Regions from separate parts of the Homo sapiens genome. Here region 2 is linked to region 1. A link is a loop called in an ENCODE intact Hi-C map of the cell type or tissue named here. Cell type or tissue: Calu3. All regions are shown on one strand. Each heading gives the region's core, and the rest is flanking DNA. Links, peaks and the distances in the headings are about the cores only. Region 1 has its middle 11 kb from the start of GAGE10. Region 2 has its middle 9.6 kb from the start of PAGE4.

What was found. Peaks named below come from ENCODE experiments on the same cell type or tissue, not always from the same donor. Only the 100,000 strongest peaks of a DNase experiment are listed, where the experiment ranks them.
Region 2: a loop joins it to region 1, with 11 times the contacts of the local background. A loop is called at or near these places in 13 of 110 quality-filtered maps.

What each region holds. Positions count from the first base shown.
Region 1 is chrX:49,288,184-49,296,517 of GRCh38, reverse strand. It overlaps a transcript of PPP1R3F not described here. Among named protein-coding and RNA genes, the nearest start is that of GAGE10, 11 kb to the left of the region's middle. RefSeq lists an enhancer at 4,494-4,543. In Calu3, for the core only: a CTCF peak has its summit at 4,408 (motif pointing left); a DNase peak (open chromatin) is centred at 4,437.
Region 2 is chrX:49,834,701-49,843,034 of GRCh38, reverse strand. No RefSeq gene overlaps it. Among named protein-coding and RNA genes, the nearest start is that of PAGE4, 9.6 kb to the right of the region's middle. RefSeq lists enhancers at 1-269, 6,368-6,868. In Calu3, for the core only: a CTCF peak has its summit at 4,413 (motif pointing right); DNase peaks (open chromatin) are centred at 2,154 and 4,424.

The sequences.
Region 1 (8,334 bases), core at 139-8,138:
AGGAGACAGAGAGGTGAAAAACCCTTCAAAAAATCAACAAATCCAGGAGCTGGTTTTTTTAAAAGATTAACAAAATAGATAGACTGCTAGCCAGATTAATAAAGAAGAAAAGAGAGAAGAATCAAATAGACACAATAAAAAACAATAAAAGGGATATCAGCACTGATCCCACAGAAATACAAACTACCATCAAAGAATACTATACATACCTCTACACAAATAAACTAGAAAATCTAGAAGAAATGGATAAATTCCTGGATACATACACCCTCCCAAGACTAAACCAGGAAGCATTCGAATCCCTGAATAGACCAATAACAAGTTCTGAAATTGAGGCAGTAATTAAAAACCTACCAACCAAAAGAAGCCCAGGACCAGATGGATTCACAGCCAAATTCTACCAGAGTTACAAAGAGAAGCTAGTACCATTGCTTCTGAAACTATTCCAAACAATAGAAAAAGAGGGACTCCTTCCTAACTCATTTTATGAGGCCAGCATCATCCTGATACCAAAACCTGGCAGAGACACAACAAAAAAAGAAAATTTCAGGCCAATATGATACCTCATGTATCATTGGGGTGATAATGATCAATTGTAACAAATGCACCACGCTGGTGAGGGTTGCTGATAATGGGGAGGCTGTGCATGTGTGGAGGTGAGGGGTATATGGGATATGTCTGTACCTTCCTCTCAGGTTTACTGTAAACCTAAAACTGCTCTTTAAAAAAAAAAAAGTCTTTTTTAAAAAGAAGAAGATAAAGTTGCCAGGTCCAGATGGTTTCACTGGCAAATTGTGTCAAACATCTAAGAAGAAATAATACCAATTCTACAAAATCTCTTCAAAAAATAAGACAGGAACACTTCTCAAATAGCATTACCCTGATACCAAAACCAGAAAAAAAGAAAGTATGGGAAAAGTACAGCCCAACTTCCTTCATGAACATAGATGAAAAAAAAATCCTCAACATAATATTACCAATTCAAATCCAATATACAAAAATAAGACACCATGACCAAGTGAGGCTTATCCTGGGGATGCAAAACTGACACAATATTCAAAAATCAATCAATGTGACCGGGTGCAGTGGCTCATGCCTGTAATCCCAGCACTTTGGGAGGCTGAGGTGGGGGGATCGCTTGAGCCCAGGAGTTCGAGATGAGCCTGGCCAACATGGGGAAACCCCATCTCTACTAAAAATACAAAAATTAGTCAGGTGTGGTGACACACACCTATAGTCCCAGCTACTTGGGAGGCTGAGACACGAGAATTGCTTGAACCCAGGAGGCAGTTGCAGTGAGCTGATACAGCACAACCACACTCCGGCCTTGGTGACAGAGAGACTCTGTCTCAAAAAAGTAAAACAAATTAAAATAAAATAAAATAAAAATCAATAAATGCAATCTACCATACTGACATTCGAAAGTAACTGAACCACATAATCGTATCATGTCATGCAGAAAAAGCTTCTGACAAAATTCAACATTGATTCATGATCTTAAAAAAAACTCTTAGCAAACAAGAAGATAACTTTCTTAACCTGATATAAAGCATCCACCAAAAAAAAAAAAAAACCTACAGCTTAGATCATACTTTTTTTTTTTTTTTTTGAGACATATTCTCGCTCTGTTGCCCAGGCTGGAGTGCAGTGGCACGATCTTAGCTCACTGCAAGCTCCACCTCCCGAGTTCACACCATTCTCAGCCTCAGCCTCCCGAGTAGCTGGGACTACAGGCGCCTGCCACCACGCCTGGCTAATTTTTTGTATTTTTAGTAGAGACGGGGTTTCACCGTGTTAGCCAGGATGGTCTCGATCTCCTGACCTCATGATCCACCCCCCCTCAGCCTCTCAAAGTGCTGGGATTACAGGCGTGAGCCACCCTGCCTGGCTTAGATCATACTTAATAGAGAAAAACTAAATGCTTTCTCCCTAAGATCAGAAATGAGGCAAGAATGTCCACTCTTACTCCTGCTATTCAACATTGTAATTGAAAGGCCTGACCAGCTGCAGTGGCTCACGCCTGTACTCCCAACACTTTGAGAGGCCGAGGTTGGCGGATCACTTGAGCTCCGGAGTTCGAGACCCCTGGGCAACACGGCGAAACCCCATCTCTACAAAAAATACAAAATTTAGCTGGGTGTGGTGGCACATGTGTCTGTAGTGCCATCTACTCGGGAGGCTGAGGTGGGAGAATCACTTGAGCCCAGGAGGTCAAGGCTGCAGTGAGCCGCTATCTCAAAAAAAAAAAAATGTAGTGATGGAGTGTTGCGTGGGTGAGGGGGTGAGGAGAGGGAGTGACTCTAAGGGGAGGCACAATGGAGTTCTTTAGGGTAATAGAACTGTTCTGAATACTAATTACAGTGGTGGTTACATGAATCTACACATATTAAAATTCATAGAAACTCCCCCAAAGTAAATTCTACTGTGACAATTTTTTAAATAAATTTTTTAAATGGTATCAATCAAGCAGTTGAAAATCCTTGTGTGGGGTTTTGCTTGTTTGGTTGTTTGTTGTTGTTGTTTTGAGACAGGGTCTCATACCTTCACCCAGGCTGGAGTGCAGTGGCCCGATCTTGGCTCACTGCAACCTCTGCCTCCCAGGCTCAAGTGATCCTCCCTCCTCCGCCTCTGAGTAGCTGGGACTATGGGCGCATGCCACCATGCCTAGCTAATTTTTGTATTTTTTGTAGAGATGGGGTTCTCCATGTTGCTCAGGCTGCTCTCAAACTCCTGGACTCAAGTGATCCTCCCACCTCGGCCTCCCAAAGTGCTGGGGTTTCAGACGTGAGTCACCGCGACTGGCCAGAATCCTTGTTTTCTGTAAAACTGTTTTAACACAGGTGTATGTATGCCTAAATACTAGTTTTGTTTGGTTTTGAGCCATATATGAAAAGCATATATCATCTCCTCTTTTGTATCTGGCTTCTTTCACCTAACATTGTGTCTTTGTGTACCTTAGTTCACTCCATCTCATAGCTGTGTAGTATTCCATGATGTCAATACAGCATAATTTACTTATGCATTTCCTGATGATGTATAATTGGGTTGTTTCCAGTATTTTGCTATTACAAATAGTTTTACTATATAAACATTCCTGTGTCTCTCCCAAGTTTACATATATGGGAAACAATGCTCACCACAGATAGTTTATAGTGGCAAAAAAGCAAATCGAACACTACCTAAACATCCAATAGGAGTATAATAATAAATGATGGCATATCATGCAAATCACATCAGGTGAGTCGTTATTTGGATAAATTATCCAAGTGTTAACCTGGTGGCTGTTGTGATGATGACACATGGCTGTAATGACTGCATGTGGGTCACAGTAACTCACATGAGCTCACTGTGAGCTCTTGGAGCATCTTGGGGCTCCCCGTGGGCAGAGATGAGGACCAACAGGAAAGAATAGTGGCACAGTGGCTGGCCACCCCAGAACACTACAGAGACAACCTCACCTGGTCCCCAGCCCACGGTTCTGCTCACAGACTCAGAACTTCCCCCACCTGACTGTCCTGAGCACTTTGAGGAAGGCAGCCCCGGCCATGCCTGAGGTGGCCGCATCCATCCTTCCCCACCAACCCTGACCTGCTCCTCCTCCTCTTGAGCCAAATCTACTTTCTCAACGCCTCGGCTCCCCTCCATTCACGAGCATCCCCTGCACGTTGGGGGTGTAATGATGCCCATTGCACAGGTGAGGAGACTGAGCCCCATAGAGGGCAGCAGCTGGGCCTGCAGCTGCACAGCAGTGTCAGTGGGCCTGTGCTAGGTGGGGCGTGCCTCACCCCACAGCTGTGCATCCCTCAAGCCATACAGAGATTGTCTCCTGCCTCCTCTTTCGAGGGATCCTCCCGGCCCGTGTCTCCCCCAGACCACCAGGCCTGGAGCTTCTAGACCCGGCGTTCAGGCCCTGGGAGAGGACTGGGTGGAGGCGGAGCTGGCAGCTGGCCAGGATCTGGCTGGGGGGTTGGTGGCCTTTTCCTGAGCCCCAGGCTCTGTTGGGGCTGTCTCCAGTGTCTTCAGGATCCAGGCTGGTGCCCTCAGCCAACCTGGCCAACCTGGCCAACCTGGCCAATCTATAGCCTGACCTGCCCTGGGCACAGGCCTCAGAGCCAGTGCATCTTGTGGAAAAATCCTATAATGGACCCTTTAAGTGAGATAAAGAGGATTAAAAATATGAGAACCTCTCTTTAGTGATGGAAATGAGTTCCTGGTAGAAGGAAAAAGAGGAAGAGGAGGAGGAGGAGAGTCATCTGTAGAAGACCCCGAACAACAGTAAAAGCCAGGCCCTCGGCTGCCCCCACCTGTCCACATGCAGAGAGGGAGGCTCCAAGGGACACCCAGCCTGGAGCTCATGCACCCTGAGGCCTGTGACCCTACAAGCAGTTAACGTTTAAGACTGTTCCCGTCTTCTCTGAGGCTTTCCCTGTCTTGGAGATAAGATGCCCCCTGCTGGCAAAGGCAGGTATCACTGTAGGGTGGCCGTCCATGGCTGCGCTGTTGGAGACACCAAGACCTCACCGTGGGACCAGACGCTTTAGTCAGGCTTCCCTGACTGAAAGGAAAAAGTCACTTTGACTTAGCAGGAAGCTCAGGTTTGGACTTGGTCTCATCCTGGACAAAAAACACTGAAGAGGGGAAGCAGAGGGGTTGTAGGATGCGGGTGGGTGATAGCAGGGCTGAAGGCTGAGGACAGAGAGAGAAGGGGCCACTGTGAGACTAAGATGCTGGCCCTAGTCACAAGGAGGAGGGAGAGGTGGACCAGGAAGGCCTCGGCAAAGGGCTGAGCTCAGGGCTGATAAGAACATGGAAGGCCCTCACCTGTAAATGGGTGATAAAAATAGAGTTTATCTAGTAACTGACCACTAAAATTTTAAAAAAGAAAAGTAGGGCCAGTCGTGGTGGCTCATACCTGTAATCCTAGCACTTTGGGAGGCTGAGGCGGGTGGATCACCTGAGGTCAGGAGTTCGAGACCAGCCTGGCCAACATGGTGAAACCCTGTCTCTACTAAAAACACAAAAACTAGTCGGGCATGGTGGTGCATGCCTGTAATCCTAGCTACTCAGAAGGCTGAGGCAGGAGAATCTCTTGAACCCAGGGGGCAGAGGTTACAGTGAGCTGAGAATGTGCCACTTCACTCCAGCCTGGGAGAAAGAGCGAGACTCCGTCAAGAAAGAAAGGAGAGAGACAGAGAGAGAGAGAGAGAGAGAGAGAGAGAGAGAGAGAGAAAAGTAGGCTGGACGTGCTCATGCCTGTAATCCCAAAACTTTGGGAGGCTGAGGCAGGTGGATTGCTTGAGCTGAGGAGCTCGAGACCAGCCTGGGCAACATGGCAAAACCCTGTCTCTAGTAAAAATATAAAAATTAGCTGGGCATGGTGGCATGTGCCTGTAGTCCCAGCTACTCGGGAGGCTGAGGTCGGAGGATCACTTGAACCCAGGAGGTTGAGGCTGCAGTGAGCCGTGATTGTGCCACTGCACTCCAGCTTGGGTGACAGAACAAGATTGCGTCTCAATTTTAAAAGACAGATGTACAAACTTATCAATGTAATTCACCACATTAACAGATTAATGGGAGAGGGCAGGGTGGGGGCATAACAGTGATTGCAAGAGCTCCAGCCAGGGGGAATGACAACGGGCGTGTACTCAGTCTTGCCCTGTGCCTGGCACTGCTCAGTGACTGAAGAGTCATCTCACCTCTTCCTCACTTAACCCTGTGAGGAGGAAAAGTTATTACCCTGATGACAGACGAGCAAAGGGAGGCACAGAGGGCTGAAGCCACTTGCCCACTGTGTGACCCTGGGCAATTTAGTCCCAAACTGTGTCGCTCCAGCCCCTGTTCCTGTCCACCCTCCTACCCTGCCTTGACTATAAGACCTGTCTAACATGGGCTCAGGAGGAGGGCAGTACAACGTTTTCCCCAAAGCCTGCACCTACCCTGCTTGATGGGCATTAGCCCCCTTTATGAATGGGGAACTGAGGCTGGTCTAGGACGGGTGACTTGCCCAAGGTCACACCACCAGGGCTCGGGGTTCCAGGCTTTTATGAGGCCCACCAGGCCCCAAAGCCCATGTGTCCTGGGCTATTGTGGGTGTGAATGAGGCCTGAGGGGAGATGGACCCCAACATCTGAGGACAATATGGGCAGGTCCTGTCCATCCCAAGAGGCCCCACTCTATGGCTGGTGTCAGGGGCACACGATAGAGGATTCCCCACTAGTCGATCTCCACAAACAGAAGGCAAGACCCGGAGCCCAGGGATTGTTCTGCAGGAAGGAGGCCGCCTACACTGTGGTTCACACCAGGAGGCTGGAGTCTCTGCAAGCCTGTGTGCAGGAGTCTCGGACACTCATGCTACTCCCACTTCCCACTGCACTCTGCTTCACTTGTGAGGTCTTTGCATAAGAGTGTATAAAACCTAAATGTATGGGGGGGGTTGTTTTGTTTTTTTGAGACAAGAGTCTCGCTCTGTTGCCCAGACTAGAGTGCAGTGGTGCGATCTCGGCCCACTGCAACCTCCACCTCCTGGGTTCTAGTGATTCTCCCGCCTCAGCCTCCCAAGTAGCTGGGATTACAGGCGCCCACCACCACGCCCGGCTAATTTTTATACTTTTAGTACAGACGGGGTTTCCCCACATTGGCCAGGCTGGTCTCGAACTCCTGACCTCAAGTGATATGCCTGCCTCAGCCTCCCAAAGTGCTGGGATTATAGGTGTGAGCCACCGCGCCCAGCCCATAAGTCTGTTTTAATGATGATGAATAAATTGCACATCCATGAACAGTCTCCCAGGTCAAGCAGTGAACCATTATTGACATCCCAGAAGTCCTCTGGGCCCCTTCTCAGCCACATCCCTCCCTCTGCCAGAGGTGAACACTATCCTGACTCTGGTAATCAGCCCCTCGCTTTTCTTTACAATGTCACCATTTAGGTGGTAATTCATGAGTTTTGCCTGCTTGTGAACTTTGCATAAATGGATCAGTGTGGAAGCTTTTTTTTGGCTTTTTGTGATTCATCTGTATGCTTTCGTGCAGTTATGGATCTTCCATTCTCATTATACAATATTCCATTCTGCGAATATACCACAATTTATTTAGATGCTTATTGGCATCTAAGGTTTGAGCCCTTCATCAGTTATATGTGATTCCATTATCTCCTCCCAATTTTTCACTTGTGTTTTCACTCCTTTTTGTTTTGCTTTTATTCATAGCAACCTACTACATAAGGTTTTCACTCTCTTTATGGTGTCTTTTGATCAATGGACATTCCTAATTTTAAGGTCACTGAATGTTTCGTAATTTTCATTTATGGTTGTTTCTGTGTCGTGATGAAGAAAAACTTTGCTACCATGAGTATACGAAGGTGTTTTGCCTTGTTTTTTGTTTTGTTTTGTTTTTGAGATGGAGTCTCGATCTGTGGCCCAGGCTGGAGTGCAGTGGTGCCATCTCGGCTCACTGCAACCTCTGCCCCCTGAGTTCAAACGATTGTCCCGCCTCAGCCTCCCAAACAGCTGGGACTACAGGTGGATGCCCAGCTAATTTTTGTATTTTTAGTAGAGACGGGGTTTCACCATGTTGGCCAGGCTGGTGGTCTCAAACTCCTGATCCGCCCATCTAGACCTCCCAAAGTGCTGGGATTACAAGAGTGAGCCACAGCACCCGGCCCTGCCTCATTGTATTCTTAAAGCGCTTTGGTTTTGCCCTTCGCATTTAGGCTTTAAACCCACTTAGAATTATTTTTATTTGTGTTGTAAAGTAGGGATCCAAGTTCATATTTTTCAATGCGGGTAACCAATTGTTCTATTTATTCAAAATCCAATCATTTCCCCACTGGTCTAACACACTTCCTTGGTCACCAGTTCTGTGTCTACACGAGTGTGTCTACACTGTTTCCGAGATCACTGTTTTTTTATTGGTCGATTTGTCTACTCTTGCAAAAATATCGTGCCATCTGAATATACCATTACAATAAGTATCAGTGTCCTGGCTAGTCTTGGCACTTCTACATAAATTTAAGAATTAATGTGTCATGATCTACACACAGGCAAAACTCTATTGGAATTGTGGTTGGATTTGCATTGAACCTACAAAGCAGTTTCAAGAGAACTGACAGCTTTGCACAGTGGCCAGTGAGGAAGAAGGGAAATGAGGAGAGTGTGGTATCTTGGAAACCAAGTGAAGAAAGGGTTGCAAGGTAGAGATGATCAACTATGTCAAATGCTGCCAATATCCCAAGTAAGATGACATCTGAGACTTAACCATGGCTATAACAATGTGAATATCTTCAGCAGTTTTGCTGAAATGGTTGGGCAAAAAAGATCTGATTGGGGCTATTTCAGA
Region 2 (8,334 bases), core at 97-8,096, 550 kb before region 1:
CAGTGTACATTTTCTGAAATCTCTTCTGTGACTCAAATGCTGATCTTGGGCTCTTTGATTCTATTTGCATTTCTGCTGAAATAACTCTACCCTGGGGCAGAAGCCTTGGGTCTGTCATCTGCAGCAGGGCCAAGAGTACAAGGGCAAGCTGGAGCTTGGGGTGAAAAACAAAGGTTAATCATTCACAATATCACACCTTCACAGGAAGAAGGAGAAATAAGTTTGTCAATAAAGTGATGAGCTCAGGAGGAAAAAAAAAGACCCAGGCAGATCCTAAAAGTGAACCTCTGCCTCTTCTCTTCTTTCTCCCCCTAGAGGAAGCTCCATGTTGAAACAGGAGACTTTAGTCTTGTTTTTGTTCCTACTGGATGTTCCATCTCCTAGCACACTAGCCATTGTGATCTGGAAAGCACTGCCTTACACATACCTTATTGTATGTATTCTGTCATTTAAATCTATAAGACAGTGTGTTATACCTGGAAGCAGATGAGGAAATGAGACTTACAGAGAACAAATAACTTGCTCTTGGTACATAGCTAAGAATTTAAACTGAAATATATTTTCTGTCAAGTCCTATGCTTGAGAGAACGTAACCTAACAGTTTCCTAGACGTTGGCTCCTGTCCAGGTTGAAGCAGGAAAGGGATAGCACTGCGCAGTCCCAAGGTCAGAATGTGTATGCCATATTGGAATCTGGGTTATAAGGCATCTTTGTGGGCTGAGCCCCGGGTCCAGTTGTTTATGAAGTCCAAGACATTTTAAGCATGAAAGGGGCTACAAGATATTGGAAGAGGGTATCCCCTATCACTCATGATGTCACCTTCCTTTAGATATGCATGAGTATGCAGAAAAGAGTTAACATAGCATCCCTGAGACTGTTATATTTAGAAAGACCCTTGGCTGGCATCTAGGAACTTGGCACTTGTGGTAGGCAAAATACTGGATATGCAAGGATGTCCACGTCCTAATCCCTGGGACCTATGAATATGTTACTTTACATGGCAAAAAGGATTTTGTAGACATGATTAAGGGTTGGGGCTTTGGGATGGGAAGATTATCCTGGATTAACTGGGTGGACCCAATCCAATCACAGGAGACCATAAAAGTGGCGAACCTTTCCCAGCTGTGGCCAGAGAGATGTGACTTGAGAAGGATTCGACTCACTGTTCTGGCTTTGAAGGTGGAGGAAAATGCTACAAGCTAAGGAATGTGGTGGCCTATAGAAGCTGAGAATGGCCCTCAGATGACAGCCTAAGGAAACAGGGACCTCTGTCCTACAATGTCAAGAAACTGAATTCTGCCGACCTGGAATGAGTAGGAAATGGATTCTCCCCTAGAGCCTCTAGAAAGGAACACAACTTTGCCAACACCTTGATTTCAGCCCAGAGACCTAAGCTGGACTTCTGACCTACAGAATTGTTAGACGATTCATTTATACAGTTTAAGCCTCTAAGTTTGTGATCATTTGTTATGGCAGCAATAGAAAACTAAGACAGCAGTTGACATGTTCCCTAATTGAGAAGGGTGGTTCACAGTGCCTAACCAGTTTGTACCAACAACGTAGTTTATTCTGAACACCTGCTTTCCTTCCGAGAGTCTGGAACTTGGGTACATAATAGGCAGGGGGTGCCTAATGACCAGACCCTAGTAAAAATTTGGGGCACTAAGTGAGCTTCCCTGGGCAAAACATTACCCACATATTGTGCATTTTCATTCTTGGGGAAGGATGTGCTCTATGGGCCCCCTCACAGGAGAAAGAGAGCATGAGGAAGCCTGTGCGTGGACTTCTGCAGACCCCACCTGTTCTTTCTATTTCTTGCTGATCATATTGTATAACCTTTTGCTGTAATAACAGCCATGAGTACAATAATATACTGAGTCCCATGAGTCCTAGCTAATTCACTGAATGTCTGGGTGGTCTTGGGGACCCCTGAAATGTTGAAGGGTCACAGGCCACATTTTGAGTGGCCAGCAAGTTCCAAAGTGCTACAGTAGATGTGATCTGAAGGCAGGCCTTTACATTCCATGTCTCACTTGGGTTGGTGACTGATAGAAACATGGGGCCCTGGATGACTGCCTTCCCTGTTGCTAAGCAACAGTGGTGTTTTCCAGAGCAGGGCAGGTTGGGGGGGGCGGCAAACAGGAAGTGCCATGTTCCACCATGGAAGAGGCACACCTGCTCCCTCTGGTGGTCTGTGCCTTTCAGCTGGCGTGGCCAGAGATGGGCACTTGCCATCATTGATTCATAGAAGGAAATATGGAGGCCGCAGGCTGACCCATCAGCTGGATGTTGAAGTTAGATTCCAATAGACCTTGAGGCCCAGCAATCTCAAGCAATTCCACTATGGGAATGTTTCATCAATTTCTCCTGGAAATATGTCCTAAGTGCAGAATTGTTTCAAGAAAATATCTGGATGGGCCGGGCGCAGTGGCTCACGCCTGTAATCTCAGCAGTTTGGGAGGCCAAGGTCGGTGGATTACCTGAGGTCAGGAGTTAAAGACCAGCCTGGCTAAGATGGTGAAACCCCGTTTCTACTAAAAAGACAAAAATTAGCCGGGTGTGGTGCTGCATGCCTGTAATCCCAGCTACTCAGGAGAGTAAGGCAGGAGAATCGCTTGAACCTGGGAGGCGGAGGTTGCAGTGAGCCTCCTGCCACTGCCCTCCAGTCTGGGTGACAGAGTGAGACTCTGTTGCAAAAAAGAAAGAAAGAAAGAAAATGTGTGGATGGACAGTAGAATCTTGTAGCACACACTTGATTGTTCTTTTCCTCTGAGTGGAGACACTAAATGTGGAGGGGAGTCACCTCCTGGATGGGAGTCAGAAACCCTACGTGAAGGTGTAGCTTGGTATGAGTGGAGTTACCTTTCTTGATCTCCCTTATCTAACAAGACACCTCCAAAACACATCTCTTAGGTTTCTTCCGAAATTAGGGGCCCTAAGTGTCAGTGAAATTTTACAACTACAGAAGGAAGGTGGCCAGCTTAGTTTGTTCTCTTATTCCACCATTCTTTCAGTCATGTATTGAGGCACCAAGCTAGCTGCTGTTGAATACAGTGGTAAACCAGTCGGCCATGGAACCTGTGCCCCACCGCCCCCATGGACTTCCCTGTCCAAAAAAATCCTTCCATCTGGTATCACCATGACCTGTCCCCTAATAATCAATATGGAGTCTGACCACCATTTTTTTGTTTTTAAGAGGCAGGTCTTGCTTTGTCACTCAGGCCGGAGTGCAGTTGCATGATTATAGTTCACTGCTGCTTTGAATTACTGGACTCAAGCCATCCTCCCACCTCAGTCTCCCGAGTAGCTGGGATTACAGGCATGTGCAACCATACCCGGCCTGACCACTGAGTCAAACAGACCTAGATTCCCAGTACTGCCTGGGTCATATGTAGAACCTACAGCTAGATAGACAGGACCTGGAGAAGGGATGTGGGACTCTGAAGCACACATGCTCAATGCTGTTTTCCCAAAGTCAGAGCATCATCATCCCCTGTCCTACCCAGGCTCTTCTGAATAGCCCTTTTAAATTTTGGAGAAGCCCTGCATTGAGTCCTTCCTCCCAGGAGGTTGCAGTGAGCTGAGATTGTGCCACTACACTCCAGCACTCCAGCCTGGGTGACAGAGCAAGAATCTGTCTCCAAAAAAAAAAAAAAAAGAGTCCTTCCTCCCTAAGGTGGAAACCAGAACTCAGCCTAGAGGAGAGGTGTGAGCCCTAGGCTCCACCAATTAGATGTTCCCCATTCAGATTTTGAATCAGGAGAAACACGTGAAGAGACCAGCGGAAATCAGAAGAACAGAAGAAGCTATGCCTGGTGACAGTGTCAGAGAGACACTGAGTTTTCACAAGCAGCCGTACTGAGTTTTCACAAACAACTGTAAGAGATATCCTAGTGGTGCTGGACTCAGCCTCAGTAGCTCCTGTCCGCAGAGGGGGTAGGATTGCAACTCGTGGCCACCTAGCTCCCAAACCAGATTCTCTGGCCTTTTTGAGGTTTCCCTGAGCTACTCAATAGGTGTTCAAAAATCCCTTTTCTGGGTAAGCTAAAATTGGTTCTGTTGATACAACTAAGAAGCCTGACAGGAAAAGAGGAACCTGAAAACAAAACAAAACAAAACAAAACAAAACAAAAAACAGGGGACCGCCAATTTGCTTTCTTTTTGACACTGACAGGACTAGGGATCAGGAGCATCTGGTGTCAAAGATGACTAGAGTAGGGGTCTCTAAGTCCTATTCTGGCTACCCATTTGTAAAGTTATTTGTTTATTTCTTTAAGCTCTTTTTCGATTTTAAAAGTCCTAGGTCCTCCATCCCTAAGGCCTGAACTCCTACACTTACCTATGAAGAGGATTGAAAACGTGCAAAGTGAACCCATGCTGCTAATTGGCATTAATGTTGCTGTGTGGCCTGTGCCCCACTGACCACAAGATGGCGAAAGAGATTATCACATCGAGCCAGCCTGTCTTCCTCCACCATCTCCACACCAGTATTATCCGAAAGAAAACATTTATTGAGCACTTACTGTGTGCCAGGCACTGTTCCAAGGACTCGAACGTATGAAGTCATTTAATCCTCACAATAATCCTATGAAATAGGTACCATTTCACGTGAGGAAACCAATGCACAGATATATCTGTCTGGTTTAGCTTTTAGCTATTTTCATATCATTTATCTACCGCTATTGTCCATCTATCATCTATCTATATCTACATATTAATTTACTATCTACATCTTTTGATTTTAAGTGCTTTTACATTATAAAAGTAACACATGTTCATGGCAAAAATATTCAAATGATGATAATTAGTAAAGATACAGTCCTCACCCCTCCCTGTTTATCATCCCTGTAGAACTAGTAATAACCATTGTTAACAATTTTTGTGTATTCTTCCATAAATTTTCTATGAATATTGAAGTATATTTTATACCTATATCTTACACACACACATAAACAAGACCATATTCCACACACTGTTCTACAGTGCTTTTTCCACTTAGCATTGCATCTTGGATATCAGATGTGGGCTGGGATGGCTCTTGCCTGTGGACCTCATTTAGAGGCCTTGGGTATGACACTGGCTGCACTCACCTGTGTACCAGGGAGCAAGTAGTGTCATCTGGTGCACCAGAGCCCCAGGTGACAGTGAGTGTGGGAGATTGGGGAAGCTGACAGGCTGCAGGGAGTGAGGAGGTATAATGGGATGTGGGGTAAGTTTGTTGATGGTTCTCAGGTAGGGCTGGCCCTCAGCTCTGGTGTATTCTGGTCCCTGACCCTGGTCCCAGACAAAATTCAGATTTGGATGCAACCAACGTTCACAGTGCCTTTAGGACAGGCCTAGATGTTTACTTTGCACATTCGCACTTTTTTTATCTCAATCTATATAGAATCCTTGGGAGGGAGGAATTATCTGCATTTTACAAGCAATAAAGCTAAGACTCAAAGAGGATCATCTACATGTTATTATACAAAGTTTTTCAGAAGTAGAATCAAAAGCCAACTCAGTTCTTTTGATCCCCAATCCAGGGTACTATCCATTGCACTTCAGCAAAGGCTTCTGGAATAGTACCTTGTGCCTGACACAATGGTCGTAGAGTACAGGCTTTGTATCCCCTTTTACAGCTCTGATCTTCCTCCCTTATTCTTCCCCTCTTCCATGCAGGCTTCCCCCAGCCACTACAGAGCTGGGGGCCAAGTGGGTGCCAATTCCAGAAATGTTTCTGAGGCTGTGAAATGTCCCCTCCAAGGAGCCTGCCTGAGGAGTGCAGGCAGAAGCTGTGACAGGCCATCTTTTCTGCAGCCGAGCCTGCCTCCAGCCCCATCCCAGTCTCCCCTCCCACCCCAGGTCCTGCCCTTCCCAGAAAAGGATGAAGCTCCAGCTGCAGTTCTGGGGAGGCCTGGACCCCAGCTCCGAAGCGGCTGTGGCTCCCAAGGCTGCTGGGCCTGGAGAGGCATGTCCCTGGCCCATCTTATCAGCGCTCTGCAGGGTCTGGGCTTGCTCCTTGTCTCCTTCTGGGCTCCTAAGGCCATAGGTGGGTTGATGGCTTGGCAGCCAGCCTTCTGGCCCAGCAGATGCTGAGCAGCCCGGGGGCACAATCCAGCTCTTCTCTCCAAGGCCAGCTGGAGGGATGAGGCATGACAAGTCCATCCCTACAGCTGGCACTTCCCCTACAGCTGAGAGGGGGCCTAAACTACAGGACACAGTCCCAAGACCCTTAAGCCCTGGCAGCGTCCCCAGGTGGGCAGCAGGTGGAAGTGGAAAGAAGCCTGTGGAGCTAGCTGCCAGCGGGGAGAAGGGGTTGGACATGGGGCTGAGGGGCCTCTGGGAACCCCTGTGCCAAGGGGCTGCTGGCACTGGGCAGCAGGACCCCAAAGCCCATGAAGAGTGTGCCCAGAGTAAGTGGCTCAGACCTGGGGCATGGCTCGAGGGTGTCGGGCTGTAGCTGCTGGTCCCAGAGAGTGCAGCCCAGGGCAGGCATCAGGACATGGGTCGGAGGAGAAAGAGTGTTCTAGGAAGAGTCCAGTCCCCGAGTCCTGGTGGTGGCTGGCTGTAGCCTAGTGCACGCTGTCTGGCTTGTGTGGCTGTGCTGCCTGAGTATACATACCCTAGCAACATTCTCCTTGCTCAGCACGGGACATCAGCTCTCCACCTGACCCCTTCCTCCAGGGAGGGGATGGGGAGGCCTCCTAGGGTTAGCAGCAGGAGTTGGTCCTCAGGAATCAGGAGCCCTTGAAAGGAGGAAGCGTGGTTCCCATACAACTGAGGGTCGCCCTGGGCCCCATCCTTCCTGAGTCAGCTTGAAGCATTCCAGCATCCTTTCAATAAATGTCTGCCCTTTGCGGCTTGCAATGAATCTCTAAAACTAGTTCCTTGCTGTGATGACGCACCCAGTTTATGAGGCCATTCCCTTCTATCTGCCACCTCTCTCTTGCCACCAGGTGACACATGTAGAAAGTAAAAATGATGTCCAGGTTGTATTAGATTTCCTTGCATACCTACAGCAGTTCCAATACCTGGTGATGGACTGGGAGGAGTACAACCTAAAGGAAAGACCAGGAGCTCACCAGCAGGTCTGCTCCACATCCCCTCCTCAGGGTAAGAATCAGTGTTAGGCTACCTTAAAGGCAGACAAAGCCAAGTGCTTAGTTTGCCAGTAAGGAAGAGCCCCACCTCCTTATTGCTTTTTGTCTGCTTATTCTCTCAGTTACCAACTTCTTTTCCTATTCTGCCAATTTTCCCATCATATTTTGAAACCACATTAGGCTCACATTTAAAATCAAATCTTCCTAGTGAATTGAACCTTTTCTCTGTGAAATACCCCTTTTTATTCCTAGTAATGCTCATTTGCCTTAAAGCCTATTTTAATTATTTTGTGCAGAATATCTTTTGTCCATCCTTTTACTTTCAACTTCTGTAAATTTTTATGTTTTGGATGTATCTTTTGTAAACAGATATTGTCAGTTATCTATACTGTGTAACACAACAACAGCTAGAAAGTGTTCAAATGTTTGGAAGAAATACACTTCCAAGTAATCTATCGTTCAAAGAAATAATGTGAATTAGAAAATATTGAGTTGAATAACAAAAATACTAAATATCATAATTTGTGGACTGCAGCTAAAGCCCTCATTAGAGAGAAAGTTATGAAGTATACATTAAAAAGAAGACTGAAAATTAATGAACTAAACAGCTATCTCAAGGAGTTAAAAACAGCAAATTAAACACAAAGTAAAAGAATAAACGTGGGAGCCAAAATTCACAAAATGTAAAACAAAAATAGGATAGCCAAAAGTTAGTTTATTTTGAAAAGACCCTGACATTGATCAAGAATACAAGAGAGAAGACACAAATGATCAGTTCTATGAATGAAAACAGGCATTAAGAGGATAAAGAGAGGATATTATGGACTATTTTGTATAACAAAAATTTAGATAATATGGACAAAATCCTAGAAAAATAAAACCCAAAGTGAAGAAATAGAAAACTGAAATAGTCCTAATGTGACTAAAGATATTGATTCAATTTTAAACTTCCCTACAGAGAGAACTCCAGGTCCAGATATCCTCACTGGCAAATTCTATCAAACATTTAAGAAAGAATTCCAATGTTAGCTGAACTATATGGAAAAATAAAAGAAGAATATACATTCTAACTCATATTATGAAGCCAGAATACCCTTGATACCAAGGCCTGAATGGAGTGAGTATTAAAAATTTATAGGTCAAGCTCGTGAACAAAAGTGCAAAAATCCTAAACAAAACATTAGGAAAAGGAACCAGTAATACATAAAAGGACAATATATCACAAATTAAATTGGGCTTATTCTAGGAATGC